Linked DNA regions of Mus musculus: region 2 is linked to region 1. Evidence: chromatin loops called from intact Hi-C (ENCODE). Cell type or tissue: left cerebral cortex. All regions are shown on one strand. Each heading gives the region's core, and the rest is flanking DNA. Links, peaks and the distances in the headings are about the cores only.

Evidence for each region. Peaks named below come from ENCODE experiments on the same cell type or tissue, not always from the same donor. Only the 100,000 strongest peaks of a DNase experiment are listed, where the experiment ranks them.
Region 2: a loop joins it to region 1, with 2.5 times the contacts of the local background. A loop is called at or near these places in 9 of 42 quality-filtered maps.

What each region holds. Positions count from the first base shown.
Region 1 is chr8:124,394,664-124,402,570 of GRCm38, reverse strand. All of the region lies in intron 1 of Pgbd5 (piggyBac transposable element derived 5), which reads left to right. Among named protein-coding and RNA genes, the nearest start is that of Pgbd5, 35 kb to the left of the region's middle. In left cerebral cortex, for the core only: a CTCF peak has its summit at 3,532 (motif pointing left); DNase peaks (open chromatin) are centred at 3,062, 3,531, 3,914, 5,057 and 1 more place; H3K27ac peaks cover 4,571 bases.
Region 2 is chr8:124,504,697-124,512,603 of GRCm38, reverse strand. It overlaps Gm39280 (a long non-coding RNA gene), which reads left to right and starts at 317. Exons shown (of 3, transcript XR_879351.3): 1 at 317-427; 2 at 2,122-2,267; 3 at 4,064-4,386. In left cerebral cortex, for the core only: no CTCF peak of the experiment used is centred there; DNase peaks (open chromatin) are centred at 3,431, 4,488 and 4,809; H3K27ac peaks cover 2,534 bases.

The DNA of each region.
Region 1 (7,907 bases), core at 1,296-6,295:
GGAACTCAAGCAGGTCAGGAAGCAGGAGCTGATACAGAGGCCATGGAGGGATGTTACTAACTGGCTTGCTTCCCCTGGCTTGCTCAGCCTGCTTTCTTATAGAACCCAAGACTACCAGCCCAGGGATGGCACCACCCACAATGGGCTGGGCCCTCCCACCCTTGATCACTAATTGAGAAAATGCCTTGCAGCTGGATCTCATGGAGGCATTTCCTCAAGGGAGGCTCCTTTCTCAGTGATAACTCCAGCCTGTGTCAAGTTGACACAAAACTAGCCAGTACAGTCGGCACCTAACTCACTCTCCCATTCCCTGAGGATAATGCAGCAGCAGGCACCCACCCTTCCACCCTTCTGTGACTTAAGGCTATGGCACATCCTTTGCTTTTGTGTTTTTGAAGCGAGCTTCACGAGGTAGGTCAGTATGACCTTGAACTTGTGATCCTCCTGCCTCTGCCTCCCTGGTGCTGGGATTACTAAGTGTTTACTGCCATGCCCAGTTTTGATGCCCGTTGTAATTCTCCCTGTTTCTGCCGACTCTGTCCTTTGCTTTTCTGTGTCACTTCAGCTACACATTCTTATATGGGACAGTTCTGCTGGTTGGCAGTCAACACTTCCACGCACTGCCTTGGAACCAAGACATTGGTCTGGATAGAAGCTGAGCCACAGGTCTCTGTGCAGATGTGGCTCGGCTCTGCCCAGTGCCTTCTCTGCTTGGAGAGCTTTCCTGGAGTTCTTGCCCTCCCACCCCCACCCCAGCCAGAAGCCCGCACACCTCCCCCTCTTCTGCAGGGCCACCCACCGGCAGCAAAGCTTATATCAACTTGGCCAGTAGTCAGACACTGGAGGGCTTCCACCCAAGAAAGGTGTGGGCATTCTGGCCTTGAATGCTCAGCCCTCTGGGTGACCACACTAGCCTTATGGTCCAGTGAAGGCCAAGCCTGGATGCTTCCTACCCAGAGCTCCATACCAGGAGGCAGAGCAAGGAGAGGCCATGTGAACCCAACTTGGCCCCAGAGTTACACAACTCCAAGCAGGGTTCATGTCTCCGTGCAGTTAGTGAAGGGAGCTGACTTGAAAATCCTGCTCATCTCTTCTAGTGTGGGGGCTCCACCCTCTGTGTTGCCATTTGCTTTAATTATCCTGAAAAGTGGCCCCCTACCCAAGCTGCTTTTTGTACGTGGCACAGGGCAGCTGGCATCCTGCTCAGTACAGCTGCCATGTACATCCGATAAGTAGACACTGGGTAATTTAACAGTAAGTCCCTCTGATGTGGCGATGAAGAAGAGTTGGTGGGCAGGGGTAGGGAGACATGGCTCAGCAGTTAAGATCCCAGCATCCACACGACAGCTCCCAACCTTCTGTGACTCCAGTTCTAGGATATCTCTGTCTTGTGGCCTGCTAGGACCCCAGACACACACAAAGTGCACATGCAGAAGTGCAGGCAAAACGCTCACAGTGTGTTAAGTAAATCAATCTTAAAATATTGTCAGGCGGGATCAGATCGCTGGGGAAGCTTTGAGGTCCCGAGCTTCATCTGTGAAGTGGGAACAATAAGGTCTCTTGGGGAGCTGGGGACTAAATAAGCCAACAAGGTGGCACCTGACACTGTAGAGGACACATGGCATCTGGCTGCAGGTGCTGTTTGTCACATGAGGAGCAGCTGACCCTGAATAGAGAGGAGCAGGCAGGTGTTTGGAGTGGGTGGGAGGGTTGGGTGGGCTGGTGGTGGGAGGCAGCAGGAGGTTAGCAGATGAGAGTTAAGTCACCCCGCGTGCTGGTGAGCAAGTGCCTTGGTGTGGCCAGTCCCATGTGATGACGTGGGCTTGGATGGGCTGTAAAGGGGTGGGACTCTCTATCACTTGAGACTCAGAAAGCAAAGGCTCCCCCTTGAAGCAGAAGACCGTAGGTGCCTGCAGGACACGTGAAGCGGGAGAGTGGCTGAAAAGGGTTGTTTTAAAAACTAATTCTGGGGCCTGGGCATGTGGTTCAGTTAGCCCAAGGCCTTGGGCTCAACACTTGGAGACTGGAGACAAAAGAGGACCAGAAATTCAAGGTCATCCTTGGCTATGTTTGAAGCCAGCCTGGATAGCATAAGACCTTGTCTTTAAAAAACAAAAACAAAGAGACCTGGAGTTGGGGACTTGGTTCGGTTGGTAGGGGGCTTTTCTAGCATGCAGAGAGCCCTGCACTTGACCCCAGCAGCACATAAGCCTGGTGTGCTGGCGAACACCTGTAGTCCTGGCATTTAGAGGTGGAGGCAGGAGGATCAGAAATTCAGTTTCTCAAATACAAAATGAGTTTGGGGCCAACCTGGGGTACCTGAGACCCCCATCTCAAAACACAGACAATCATGGGGCCAGAGAAATGGCTTGGCGGTTAAGAGTACTTCTCTTTCAGAGGACCTCCGTTCAGTTCCTAGTGCCCAATGCAGCTCACAGACGAGCTGGTTCTAAAGGATCAGACACCCTCTCTGGCCTCCGCAGGGACCAGGCACACATGTGGTGCACATGTATGTATGTATGCAAGCAGAACACCATAATCATTAAATAAATCAGTCTTTAAAAACAAACAAAAGAAGCTGATAATCATGTGGAGGAAAGGGAGGGACTGAAGTTCCAGCAGCTATAGAGTTTCTTATACAGTGCTGGAGACTCACTGAATGAACCAGGAGTTCAGGGGAGGCAGATGAGGCCTGTAGACGCAGCTAGAACACAGACAGTGGAGGGAAAACCAAGGAAGCCATGGGTTGGGAGGCCATGGGTTGGCAGGCAGCCAAAAGGAGGCGGGCTGGGAATGAGGTTCTTCTCTTAATTGGGCATGTCAGAGTCCGCTCAGGACGGCGCTGGACTTTGAATGGGCCTCAGAAATAAGTATAGGCTATGGCTGATGAGTTTCTGGTCTTTAGGCTGGCTGTGTGGAACAGAAGTTCCCTTTGGTGTTGCCACAGCCCTGCGGGCATGTGATACCATTTTGCGTGTGTGGGATGTTGGGCCAGCTGCTCTTCCCATTGGCTTGACTCGCGTAGGGGAGGATGATGACATCTGTATGTCTGTCATTCCAGCACACGGGAGGATCGCGTGTTTGAGGGCAGCCTGGTTATATAATGAAGTCCTGGCTCAGCAAAGGGAAGAGAAGAAGAGGAGGGAGGGGAGGAGTGTGTTGTCCCTGTGCACAGCCAAAGGTGTCGAGAGGACACTTGTTTCTCTTTGGGATACCTCAGGCTGCGCCCACTTGTAGAAGGTGCCCAGCGCTGGTAGGTGCAGGGAGTGTTGCGTTGGGCTGTGAGGACAAGAATATTTCTGGCCCTGTAGGTTGGTATGTAGCAGACAAGGTGCAGGTGAGTCACTCACTGAGCTGGAGAGGGCAGCAGCCTGTACACCATGCTTGCCGCTCTTCCTGACCCCCCCCCCCCTTTTTGGGGTTGTGTGGGTGGGACATAAGCCAACCACGTGACTCAAGTGCTGGAGAACTTGACTTGGAGGGGGTCAGAGAAAGGTTTTATCTAGGCGCTCAGCAGCAGAGCTTCTGTGGCGGCACCCCCTGCCGGCCATCTCGTCAAACTGCATATAGTTGCTCCTTAGTATTGGGTGAAGTCATTGAATGGATGGGGAACAGGAGGTGGAGCAGTCAGAGCCCGGAGGCCCACAAGGAGCATCCTCCAAATACCTCCTGCACCTGCTGATTTCAGAAAGTGTGCTTGGTATCTGTTAACCCCGTCCCACAGAGCCTTGAGCTTGATCTTAGGGGGTTAGCCAAGAGACCTGAGGTGGTCTTCGTGATTGGTTTGTAAAATCTGCATCCCTCCATAGATGCAAAGTCGGGCAGAGTTGAATACCTAGCTTTTCCATAGAGGGAGTCTTAGGTGGAGTGGCTGCATCTCTGTTGAGGCACATGACAGTAATGACAGCATCTTGGCAGATGACTTGCATAGCAGTGGCTATGAACGGCGGTTATTCCATACCCAGTGTGAACCTCATGCGGCGCCCTGCTTCCTGCACAATATTTTGTTTTATTCTCGGGATTGCTCTATGTGTTGAAAACTCTTATTCTGAAGATGGGGAAATGAAGGCTTTGTGGTTTCTGTGCCCTGTCTAGAGAACGTATGTGGAAGTCAGGCATGCCTGGATACAGAGCTGGGCCCTTTTCCCACAAGACAATCTTGAGCCACTGTGGCCAGCCTGGTGCTCCATCGGCCTCTGTGGGCAAAGGGATCCACTCCAGGCAGCGCAGTCTTGGCAAAGCCCCTGGCTATACATTCCGGGCCATCCTGCGGAGTGGTGATGTCTCTGTTGCATCCTCTCTGTGAGGTAGGTATGTGTGTGTGTGTGTGTGTGTGTGTGTGTGTACATGCCTGGCACTGTGGGACTCAGTCCTTCACCCCGTTGCTGTTTCTTCTCTGCTTCTGTGGTCTTCAAATTCAGCTGCACATACAGTATTGGAATTGGGAACCAGCCTAAGGGGAGCTAGAAATCTGCACCATGTCTCTGTAGTCTCAGCTTCTGAGGGCTGCGAGTTTCTGGAATTGGGGGTGTCCTCCAGGTGCTATGTTTACCTAGAATGGGGGGGGAGACTTAGGGAAACTGGAGTCAGGGATGGGGACCTCCAGGGACTGTGTGGACTTGAAGTCAGGAGAGACTGTGGATGCTTGTCCTTGGCGTCGGGGGCTTCAGGAGTTGGAGAGCTTTCCCATCCTAGGGGCACTGCCAGGCTCTGCGCACAGATAAGAAGCTGTGCCTTGGCTGGCCTTTGCCTGTGCTCTGGCCGTGTTTATAACTGTCTTTCTTTGAGAGCTTAGTTTGTGTCTTCACTATGCTAACACCTGCTTTACAGACTGTCCAGCCTCTCTCCTGTGCCCTGTGGGTGAGGAGTCTCCCCTTCCCCACAGCAGGGGCAGCCACAGTGACTGGAGACACAGGTTCCGAGAGCCAGAAAGGGCACATTTTCAGCTTTTATTCTGCACAGGGACTCAAGCTCATTCCTCGCTGTCTCCAGCCTGATCTCCCCGTCTGCCATCTGAGCAATGTCTCAGTTCTCCTTCCAGCCCTCAGGCTTTGGCTCGATGCCTGGGCTCTGCAACCTTGGAGTCAGAATGAGAACTCAGAGCAGTAGTGGTGGGAGCAGCCCATCAGGTGGTGGGCGGGGCAGCCAAGGGGCAGCTCTGGAGGGTTGGAAGAATACAGGCCAGGCTCTTAGGGTACTTAGGGGTAGACGATACTGCTGGGTGGCTCTATATTCTATATTCACTTTTGACCTCAGCATGCAGGGTCCTTACAGCCTGAGAAGACAGCAGAATCTAGCAGGCAAGGCGGGCGAGCTTGGAAGGTAACCCTGCTCCAAGGACTGTTAGTCAGATTTGAGGTTGAAGGAGCCTCCTTCCAACCTGGGATGCTCTCCTGAGCAAGATATTTTCTCTCTCCTGACTTGTCTTGGAAATACACCTTCAAAGGAAGACAGGGATGGCGGTCTCAGTGTGGTCACTCAGGGTACTCTGACCACACTCTGTTTTGGCTGACTCTGGAAGACATGACAACAGTGTAAGGGTCCACGATTCACCAAAGAATGACACCCCGGGCAGTATGTGAACACAAAGAGTGTTTATTCTGCAGAAGTCCAGCATGCCGGGGTCTCCCATTACCAAGATAGACAAGCAAGTAGGCTCAGAGGCTTGATTTAAAGCACATTGGAATTCTGGGATAGATGGGCTTCATCTTACTCTATCTCTAGGCATTCTAAAGGCATGGGAGCTGGAATCTGTTGTTGAGGAATGGGCAGCTCTCTTCCTCCACAGTCCACCAATGGGCGGCTCTCTTCCACAACCCACCAATGGACAGCACTCTTCCTCCATAGTCCACCAATGGACAGCACTCTTCCTCCACAGTCCACCAATGGGATGCTCTCTTCCTCCACAGTCCTGGTGGGTGGGGGTGAACCCAGGCTTTGTTTTCTATTAGTAATCGACTTAGTCTCCTTAACTGCCAATTTGAAGTCTATCATGGAATCAGCTTAGCCTCAGTAGGTGTGGCCTGCATTTCCTATATGCCAGGTGGTCCTCACTCCATCCTTCAAGGCAGGTTGGCCAAAGCAGGCATGAGGGTCAACTGGGCTGTGCCTCCAGGAGCTGTACTCACAGCCTCTCTAGTTTTGGAGGAAGAGTGAAGGAAGAAGAAAGAAATGGTATACGGAAGCTGGTGAGAAGGCCAGCAGACGAAGGCGCTTAGCATCAAGGTTAATGACCTGGGTCTGATCTCAGAGACAGCATGGTGGAAGGGAAGACTCAACTCCCTCAAGTTATCCTCTGGTCTACACTGGTGCTTCACGGTATCCTTGTGCCCACATACGTGCATGTGTACATGCATGCTCACACATATACAAACATAAAAAGGGAAACAGCATGCTGTGTGGGAGCTGCTGGTCTTCAAGGGACTGTAGAGGAAGAGAGCTGCCCATTGGTGGCCTCCTACTTTACTGTGAATTTCTTCCATCTTCAAAATATGCCGGGTGTGATGGCTCACATCTCTAATCACCAGCAACTAGGAGGCTGAGGCAAGAGTGTTTCCATGAGTTTGAGGCCACTCTGAGTCCATGGAGTGAGTTCTCGGCCAGTGTGGGTCACAGAATAAGACCCTGTCTCAGAAAACAAATATCAGCAACAATGCAAAAGATCCACAGGAAAGAAAGCTAAGCTGAGCTGGAGTTTTAGAAAACTCAAGTCCAACCGTACCTTATAGGTGTTTGCATTATGGTCCAGGATGATAAAGCTGGGCGTTTTCCTTGGTAGACCTGAAGCATCCATGTAGAAATTTCAGCTAGCCTCGAGGTGTGGGACCAACTTGGAATAATCTGGAAGCGGCTGTGTGTGAGGTGTGTCTGTCCTTGGCTCCTCCTCCCCTTGCTTGCCCACGTACACCCCCTGTTACCCTTGCCTGCATTTCACCAGCATCTGCTAACAGCTGTCTTTTGTTCCCCAAGTTTGACAAACAATACCCTTGGTTATGAAGAGGGCTATTTATAACCAGTGGAAAGCATAAACAACGATTTGACTGTAATAATAACATTTTGGGGATTCATTTATTTTTTTTTACAGCCTCATTAAACATATGCTCTTTGAGGCTTGTTGCTTTCAGCCTGCGCGTATACATTTGCGTGATTTTGCTTTCCTTATCTGCTTTCTTATTCCTTTTTGGAAGCTTAGTACCGGAGGGAGAAATCAAAGAAGTTACAGAAGCCATGAACACTGGGGACTCTGGGCTCTGCTTTCTGTCCAGGGCTGAACACTTGCTCCCCACGGGGCCCTTCTGACTCCTGTTTAGGGGATAAAAGTGGACCCTGAGACTGATTAGTGGGCAACAGAGAGTGCCCACTTTGGAGAGGATGGGGGACCACAGCATTCTGTACAGCTTTTGCAGATGGAAGGAGAGGCGGAGTGCCAGGAACCCAGACGCCTGAGGGCGTCCGTGCTGTCCATGCCGTGCATGCTGTGTGTGTAGGTTCTTGTCTCATCATTGACAAAAGACTCACAAAAGCAACTCCAGGCTTTCTCATGGCTCATGGTTTATGGGTGCAGTTCATCATGGGGGAGGGGGTGGCGGGAAGGGGGCATAAGTGGGGGAAGACATGGCAGCAGGAACCTGGGAGGTGACGGGTCACATGACATCCACAGTCTGGAAGTGGAGAGCAGTGTGTTAAAACTCAGCTCACATCCTTCCGTTATCCGGCCTGAGACCCTAATCTGTGGAATGGTGCTACCACACTCAGGGTGGGTCTCCTCTTTTATTTAACTAAATCTAGACAGTCCCTCACAGACATGCCTAGAAGCCCCTCCCTTGGATGATTCTAGATCTTGTAAAGCTGACATTGTTAGCTGTTATACTGTGGTTTAGGGTTCTATTCCCAGCAGCTCCCCCCAC
Region 2 (7,907 bases), core at 1,708-6,707, 110 kb before region 1:
TGTGATGGGATAGTGGTCTTTTAAAATTAAAATGAATTTTTGTTTGTTTTGAGGGATTACCAAGTTATCGTGTTTTCATACAAAATAGAAAAAATACAAATAGCAATTTTGATTTATATTTTTCAGAGTCTGGTTGGTATAGTAAATGAACTCATTGGAATAGAGATTGTTCGTGTCTTTCAAAAATCCTAATCATACTAGGAACATTTTATCCCGGAGAAGTTATTTCTTTCAATATCATCTTGATAAAATAATATTTTCACTCTTGTGTTTGTTAACACTGATTGTCAACTTCTAGGAATCACCTAGGCAACAAAGCCCTGGGCATGCGAGGAGTTTCTGCATAAGATTTGGGGAGGTGGGAAGAGCACCCAACGAATGTGTGGTACCATCCTGTGGACTCGAGTCCCGGACTAAATAAAAAGAAGTAAGTGAGATGCTGAGCACCAGCATCAATGGGAAAGTAGCCAACAGCTTCTTTTAAAAGGTGGTGACTCCCCCACCTTGGGGTGAAAAGAACCCCCTTGGAGTGATTTCTTCCTTTCTCTGTTCTTGTGTCTAGACTGCCAGTGAGTCCTGTTAATGTTACTAACCAACAGGATCCAGCCTCACGGTTCTTCATAATTGCTAAATCTGAACCAATGTGTGGTGCTGAGGATTGAACCCAGGGTTTTATACATGCTGGGCAAATGTGTTACCGTTGAGATTTGGCCTCAGCCGAAATGTCACCAGACATTATCTTCTTGACCCAGGCACAGGTATCAGGCTTCTGTGTGGTGTTATTCTATAACAATTGTCTAACATCACTGGTAAACATGAGGTGGTCAAACCCAGTCTCTGAGTTCCAAACCCCAAATCATCTGTCCTAAGGAGAGGAGACAAGAGCTATGGACAGGAACTGTGCTTTTAGAATACATTTGTTCTTCATATGATAGGAGGCAGTCAGCACATAGACAGCGTAAATAGTTCTGTTTGTCCTGAGTTAATGCCTCTGTATATATCCCTGGTGGCACTGCAGGAGGATTTCAAGGCACAGTGGCCTTGGATTAAGCAAGAAGGAATATACAAACCCATCTGCACACAAAATAAGAAGCAATTATGAATGTGAAGTGCAGGAGACACATTGAACGAAGCCCCAGCCTGTGAACCTCAGAGCCATGGCTGACCACCTGACCAGGGGTCAAGAGTAACATGATTGGCATGATTGACAGCCTTTGTCCCCATCCATACAAAGCCTGCTGGCCGGAGGTGAGAAGAAAGGCAGTTTTTAGGGTGCTGGTACATTGCCATCTCAGATCTCCAGCTCTCTGAAATACAACTTAAGAATTTAATTCCTATCTTTGCTCATTGGTGTTTGTGGCAGTAAGCATCATGAACTCTAGGGTTGTGCATTGACTCAGCAATGACTCCGTTTTCCTAACAACACTCCATAGCTTCTGGCTCCACCCTGGGTGCTACCCCCCACCTCAGTCCCCGCTGGGGTCCTGCCTGAAGGCTTCCCTTGAGATTCACCTTCAGCTCTGGGTACTCAGACCTCTGGTTCTCATGTGCTGTTGCTGTGTAATAAATGGTCACCTTTAATGCATACTTGGGGTGGAAATTCCTGGTTTCTTTGGAAACTTGGTTGGGACATGTGATATTTTTCTTGACGCTGTCTTGGGAGAGGATGTTTTGCTGAAGCAGACACCTGAGAGGGCACGTGGCATTTTGGTAGAATAGACGCCTGAGAGGGCACATGCTGTTTAGGAAGAGTATAAATAGAACCCCACAGACAGCAAGAGGATGCTCTTGCAGTGCTACACCTTGCAACACTTCGCTGGTCTTCCCTGGTCTTCACTTCATAGAGCTAAACGCACCAAAGAACTTCTTGTGGTATTCCGGCCGATTCTTGCTACTTCCATGGACTTGGGCTGATTCGGTGGATTGGAATCGCCCCAAAGAACTAACTTCTAAACAGGCACACAAACCCACTGTCCTATTAAACCTTCTTTCCCCATTCCTTTGGTTGGTGGGCTAGAAGGGAGGTCGAAGCGTTTTAGAACCTTGTTAATATAGGTTTTGAGAAATCTAAGCTACACACACATAAATCTAAGCTACACACACATCCATGTCTTGTTCTAGTTGCTGTATATCAGGAGTCTTCACACAGCTTCACGGCTCACTCCACTCAGGAGCTCATGAGAGACAGAAGTGACTATATCACACACTGAACTGTGTCTTCATCTGCAGGTTCAGTCAAGGAAGACTCCACTTCCACCCACACCCAGGTATGTGTGGATCAGAATCTTTCTGGTTGTTCACTGGGGTCCACGTGCAGCCTCTAAGAGACCTGTAGTCCCTGCATTGAGTCCTCTCTGCTGTGGTGACAACTTGGCCCTGTCTTTTCTTCAAGGCTAGCTGGAGTGTTTCTCATCCAGTCAGCAGAGAGAATCCTAGTTGTCATCACATGCCCAGGTCTAAAAGCATCTTCACCTGGCTTGTTCCAGAAGCAGATGCTAGGTCCAGCTCATATTCAAAAGTTGTAACCCAGCCACCTTAGTGGATGGAGAGATGGCTCAGAGATTGAGAGAATTGTTGTGTGGTTCACACCTGCCTACAACTGCAGCTTCTGGGGGTCAGACACCCACCTCTGCCTCTGCTGATGCTGCACCTTTGTGTATACACATCTGAACAGACCCACAATGAAAAGACCGACTTAAAATGTCACCAGCACACCATTCCTACCTGCAGTATCCCAGGATTCTGACTGCTATCTTGACCGCTGTGGTTTATACTTTGCCCGGATATCCCCAGAACTTAGACTGGTACATTTAGCTACTGTGGTGGTTTGAATATGCTTGGCCCAGGGAGCAGCAATATTTGGAGGTGTGGCCTTGTTGGAGTAGGTGTGTCACAGCCCACTGTGGACGTGGGCTTTAAGAACCCTGTCCTAGCTGCCTGGAAGCCAGTCTTCTGCTAGCAGCCTTCAGAACAAGAGGTGGAACTCTCAGCTCCTCCTGCACCATGCCTGCCTGGATGCTGCCATGCTCCCACCATGATGATAATGGACTGAACCTCTGAACCTATAAGCCATCCCCAATTAAATGTTGTCCTTATAAGAGTTGCTTCAGTCATGGCGTCTCTTCACAGCAATGGAACCCTAACTGAGACAGCTACCCACTAATCCCCTTCATGTGGCTTCAAAACACGCCTCAGGCTTAACATACCACAAGCCAGAGCCCTGGCTTCCTCTTGTTATTCCTCCTCCTTTAGGCCTTCCTGTCTCAGTAAACAACTGCATTTCTCTAGCATCTCAGGGCCCCAAACCTTAAAACCACATCAGCCCTGCTCACCCCCACGCTTGCTCCTCCTCTCACATCCCCACAGATCCTGTGCTGTTGCTTTGGCACACAGCTGAAATCTCACCCCCCTCCTCCAATCTGCTTATCTACAGCCCTCATGCTGGCTCCGTTCAATGGTAAGGGTGGTGCCCACCCCCACCCACCCCCACCCCACCACACCTCAGAGTTTTGGCAAAGACTGGAGACATTTAGAATCAGTGCCACTGGAAGTCAAAGACGAGGGATGCTGGCTCAGGCCTCCTGAGGAAAAATTGCCTGACCCATAATTCCCATAGCACAGCATATGAGTAACATCCTAATGGCTCCTGCCCTCCAAGCCGGCCCTCCACAGGTAGACAGATGATAGGGCTAGAGACAGCATTCAGAAGTGCATGCTTACAGCCTTGGGTTTAATCTCCAGTACTGCAAAATAAAACAGAAAATATGATAGATAGATGATAGATAAAAGATAGCTGGATAAATAGATGGACAGATACATGGACAGATAGAGGGATGAATGGGACAGAGAGATGATGGATGGATGGGTGGATGGATGGGTGGATGGATGGGTGGATGGATGGATGGAGAGATGGATGAATGGACAGACACATAGATGGATGATTAACAGGTAGAAAGGTAAGTATTTGTTTATCAACTGTCTGACACCTCTAGAAGATAGCAGCTCTGCCAGACAGCACCTTGACCCTCTGCTAAGTTGTCCTTCTCTGTGGTCTGCGTGGCAGCTGGTGCCCAGCAGGTGCCCACAGACGTTGACCGGTGTCCAGCCTCCTTGTTTCTGCAGCACTTCCACCCCACCTACTCTCCACAAAGCAGCCGATTTGACCTTTTAAAAGGCAAAGGAAAGAGGTCCCTCCGTCTACACAGTGGAAGCAGCTTTGATGCCCTTTTCCTCTTTCTTAGCTGCCTGTCTGCCAGCTAGATCCCACCAGACTCCGTCCCAAAGCCCCCAAACGGCGCTGTCACTGCCACCAGGCGTTATTGGTTTTGGTTTTTAAACATTGTTTTAAAATGTTAAACTCTAAAATAAATGCAGAAGCAGCCCAGCTATCAGTCTAATGGTTTCTGTCTGCTCACTCTCCCCTCCTGCTCAGGCGTGCACCCCCTCTGCCAACATGACTCCGCACTTCCAATTTGCCTCCCACCTCCAGCCATCTGCCTCCTTTGCCTCTCTCCCCACAGACTCCAAAATCATGATTCAAAAACCTATGCCCTTTACTGTCCTTCTGCCCAAAGTCACTCTGTTCCTCCTCAGGTGTCCATGTCTCCTTGGTTAAGGATCTTTAAAAACACAAATAAATAGAAAAAAAAACCCCATCATTTGCTGTAGCTGTGTATTGGTTATTTTTCTTGTTGCTAAGGCCAACTCCCTGATGAAGAGCAACTGAAGGGAGAGCTTACTTTGGTTAACAGTTTGAGGATGCTGTCGGTACTGGCTGGGAACGGCCTGGCAGGAGGAACAGCTCTCAGCTCTGGTGGGAGAAGTGGGAGGCCGCTTGCTCACATTTGGGTAATCAGGAAACAGAGACAGGAATGATGCTACTCTGCACCCCTCACTGCCTCTCAGAACAGAAACAGAAACAGTTTGTTGAGGAAAAGAAAGCATTCCTGAGGCTAGGAGTGGGCCAATGCACCTCTTAGGCTACTGTCCTTTATTCAGGCTTGGAACCCTATGAGATACCACTTACCCCTGGGTTAACTATCAATGCCCTCATAGGCATGCTCAGACATGTGCCTCATTAGTGATATAGGTATTTATTTGTTCTTATAGTGTATTTGTATGAGTGTGTATGTATGTGTGTGTATGTTTACATGTGTATATGTATGTGTATGTATGTGTGTATGTGTATGTACGTGTGTGTATGTGTGTATATGTGTATGTGTGTTTATGTGTGTGTATGTGTATGTACGTGTGTGTATGTGTGTTTATGTATGTGTGTATGTGTATGCATGTGTGTATATGTGTATGTATGTGTGTATGTGAATATGTGTATATGTGTATGTGTGTTCATATGTATGTGTTTATGTATGTATATGTGTATGTATGTGTGTATGTGTGTTTATGTATGTGTATGTATGTGTGTATGTGTATGTATGTATGTGTGTTTGTGTGTATGTGTATATGTGTATGTATGTGCGTGTGTATATGTGTGTATGTGTATCTGTGTTTATGTGTATTTGGGTGTATGTGTGTGTATATGTGTATATATGTGTATATGTGTGTATGTGTGTGTATGTGTGTATATGTGTGTTTGTGTGTATGTATGTGTATATGTATATGTATATGTGTGTGTGCATGTGTGCATATGGAGGTTAAAGGTTGGTGTTGATAGTCTTCCTTTTACTCTCCACATTGTTTTTGAGATGAGGCTTCTCCCTCAACTTAGAGGTCACTGATTGGCTACATTGGTTGGCCAATGAGCTATCTGCTTGTCTCTGCATCCCCTCAGTGTCACAAGTATGTCATACCACACCTACATGGGTGTTGGGGATCCAAACTCAGAGCCTCATGTTCTCATGGCTGGCAATTTTTCTGTGGAAAGTCCCCCCAGCCCTAGGAATTTTGTTTTTCTCTTTTTCTTTTTCTTTCTCCTTTTCTCTCCTCCCTCCCTCCCTCCCTCCCTCCCTCCCTCCCTCCCTCCCTCCCTTTCTTCCTTCCTTCTTTCCTTTCCTCCCTTTCTCCTTCCCTCCCTCCTTCCTTTCTTTCTTCCTTTTTTTTTTCCAATACAGAGTTTCTCTGTGTAGACCAGGCTGGCCTTGAACTCAGAGATCTGCTCGCCTCTGCCTCCTGAATGCTAGGACTAAGGGTGCATGCCACCACTGCTTGTCCCTGAGAAATTTCTTAATCCAATCAAGTTGACCATGGAAGAACACCATCACAGACTCCACCCCTGTCAACTGTCATCCAAATAGATCTCTTCAAATGACAACATTTCATTCCAGGTCTTATTTTCCTTTCATAATATAAGATGTATTAAGCCCACCTTTAGAAGTCCCCCGGGTTTTTATAGGACCAACACGATTCAAAATTCCAAAGTCTCTTCTGTGACTCAGGGTAAACCCTTAACTGTGAGCTATAAGAGAAAAGCACAGTTCATACTTTCAGGCATTGGAGAGATGGCTCAGTGGCTAAATGTTTATACCACTGTAGCAGAAGACCTGAGTTCAGTTTCCAGCACCCATATCAGGCAGCCCACAACTGCCTGTACTTCTAGCTTCAGGGGTTCAGTGCCCCATTCTAGATGTTTGAGGGACCTCCACTCACATGTATACTTAGCCATGTCTGTCACTCATATCTGACAGTACAGAACAAGTGTCCCCATTCCAACAGGGAGGAAACACAGGCTAGCAAGAGCAGACAAGAGTGAGACTGCAGCCCAGCACACAGACCCCAAACCACACAGCCCCATGCTTGGCATCAGGACCTCCTAATGACATCATCTCTAGCCCAGCTGGCTTGTCTTGCCAGCTCCATTGTCTGTGGCACATGCTGTCTCACTATTGAGCCAGGTTACTCAGAGCTTGTAGTTTCTGAGAATGTCTCATATCTCTGGCATCTCTGACATGAGTTAAGCTTCAAACTTAACACCCTGGGGAGGATGATGTAGGAGCTACCTGTGAAGTGCAGGACTGGGATGGGTGGAAGGATCATAATTCAGTGGGCTATAGAAAGCAGTGGGGACCATGCTGAACTGGAGCCCCAGGAAGTTTTCAATCCCAGACACACGCACCAGGTGGCCCAAAGACAGGTCAGTGGGTCTGTTGCCACTTGTCTCAGTTAGGGTTTCTATTGCTGTGAAGAGACACCAGGCCACAGCAACTCTTATAAAGGAAAACATTTAGTTGGGGCTGGCTTACAGTTCAGAGCTTTAGTCCACTGTCATCATGGCACAAAGCATGGCAGCATGCAGGCAGACATGGTGCTGGAGAGGTAGCTGAGAGTTCTACATTCAAATGGGCAAACAACAGAAAACACTGCCACACTTCCTGGCCTGAGTATCTGAAACCTCAAAGCCCACGCAGTGACAGTGCTTTCTCCATCACCACCACTCCTATTCCAACAATGCCACATCTCCTATGAGCCTATGAGGGACATTTCCTTTCAAACCACCACAGCACTGCAACATTAAGTGTCCTTTTAATGGGGCCAAAGGGAGGATGTGGCCCCCTGTCTCAGGTGGTTTGGTAAGTTCTCAAGCTTTTTCTCCTTACGATATTAACAGACCATGTCTGCATGTGTTCCCAGTCTATTTTGATAAGTTAATAAATGATAACATTTTACTAATACATTATACAAATCAATAACAATTGCTGTAGAGATGAGACTCTGGTGACATCACCTATTAGTTGTTCAGGGAGCCTCAGGGATGTAGCTTTTGTATGTTGTCATCACCCAGGGTGTGTCTTTTGGTGACACAGCTGACTTGGACTTGCCCATGGTTCTGTAAGTAAACTCAATGAACTTACTGGTTCCCCAAGATAGACTTGGGCAAATTGTGTCTTTGGTCCATGGTGGAACCCTTTCTTGGGTCCATGATGATACCCTATCTTGGGTCCATGGTGGTACAC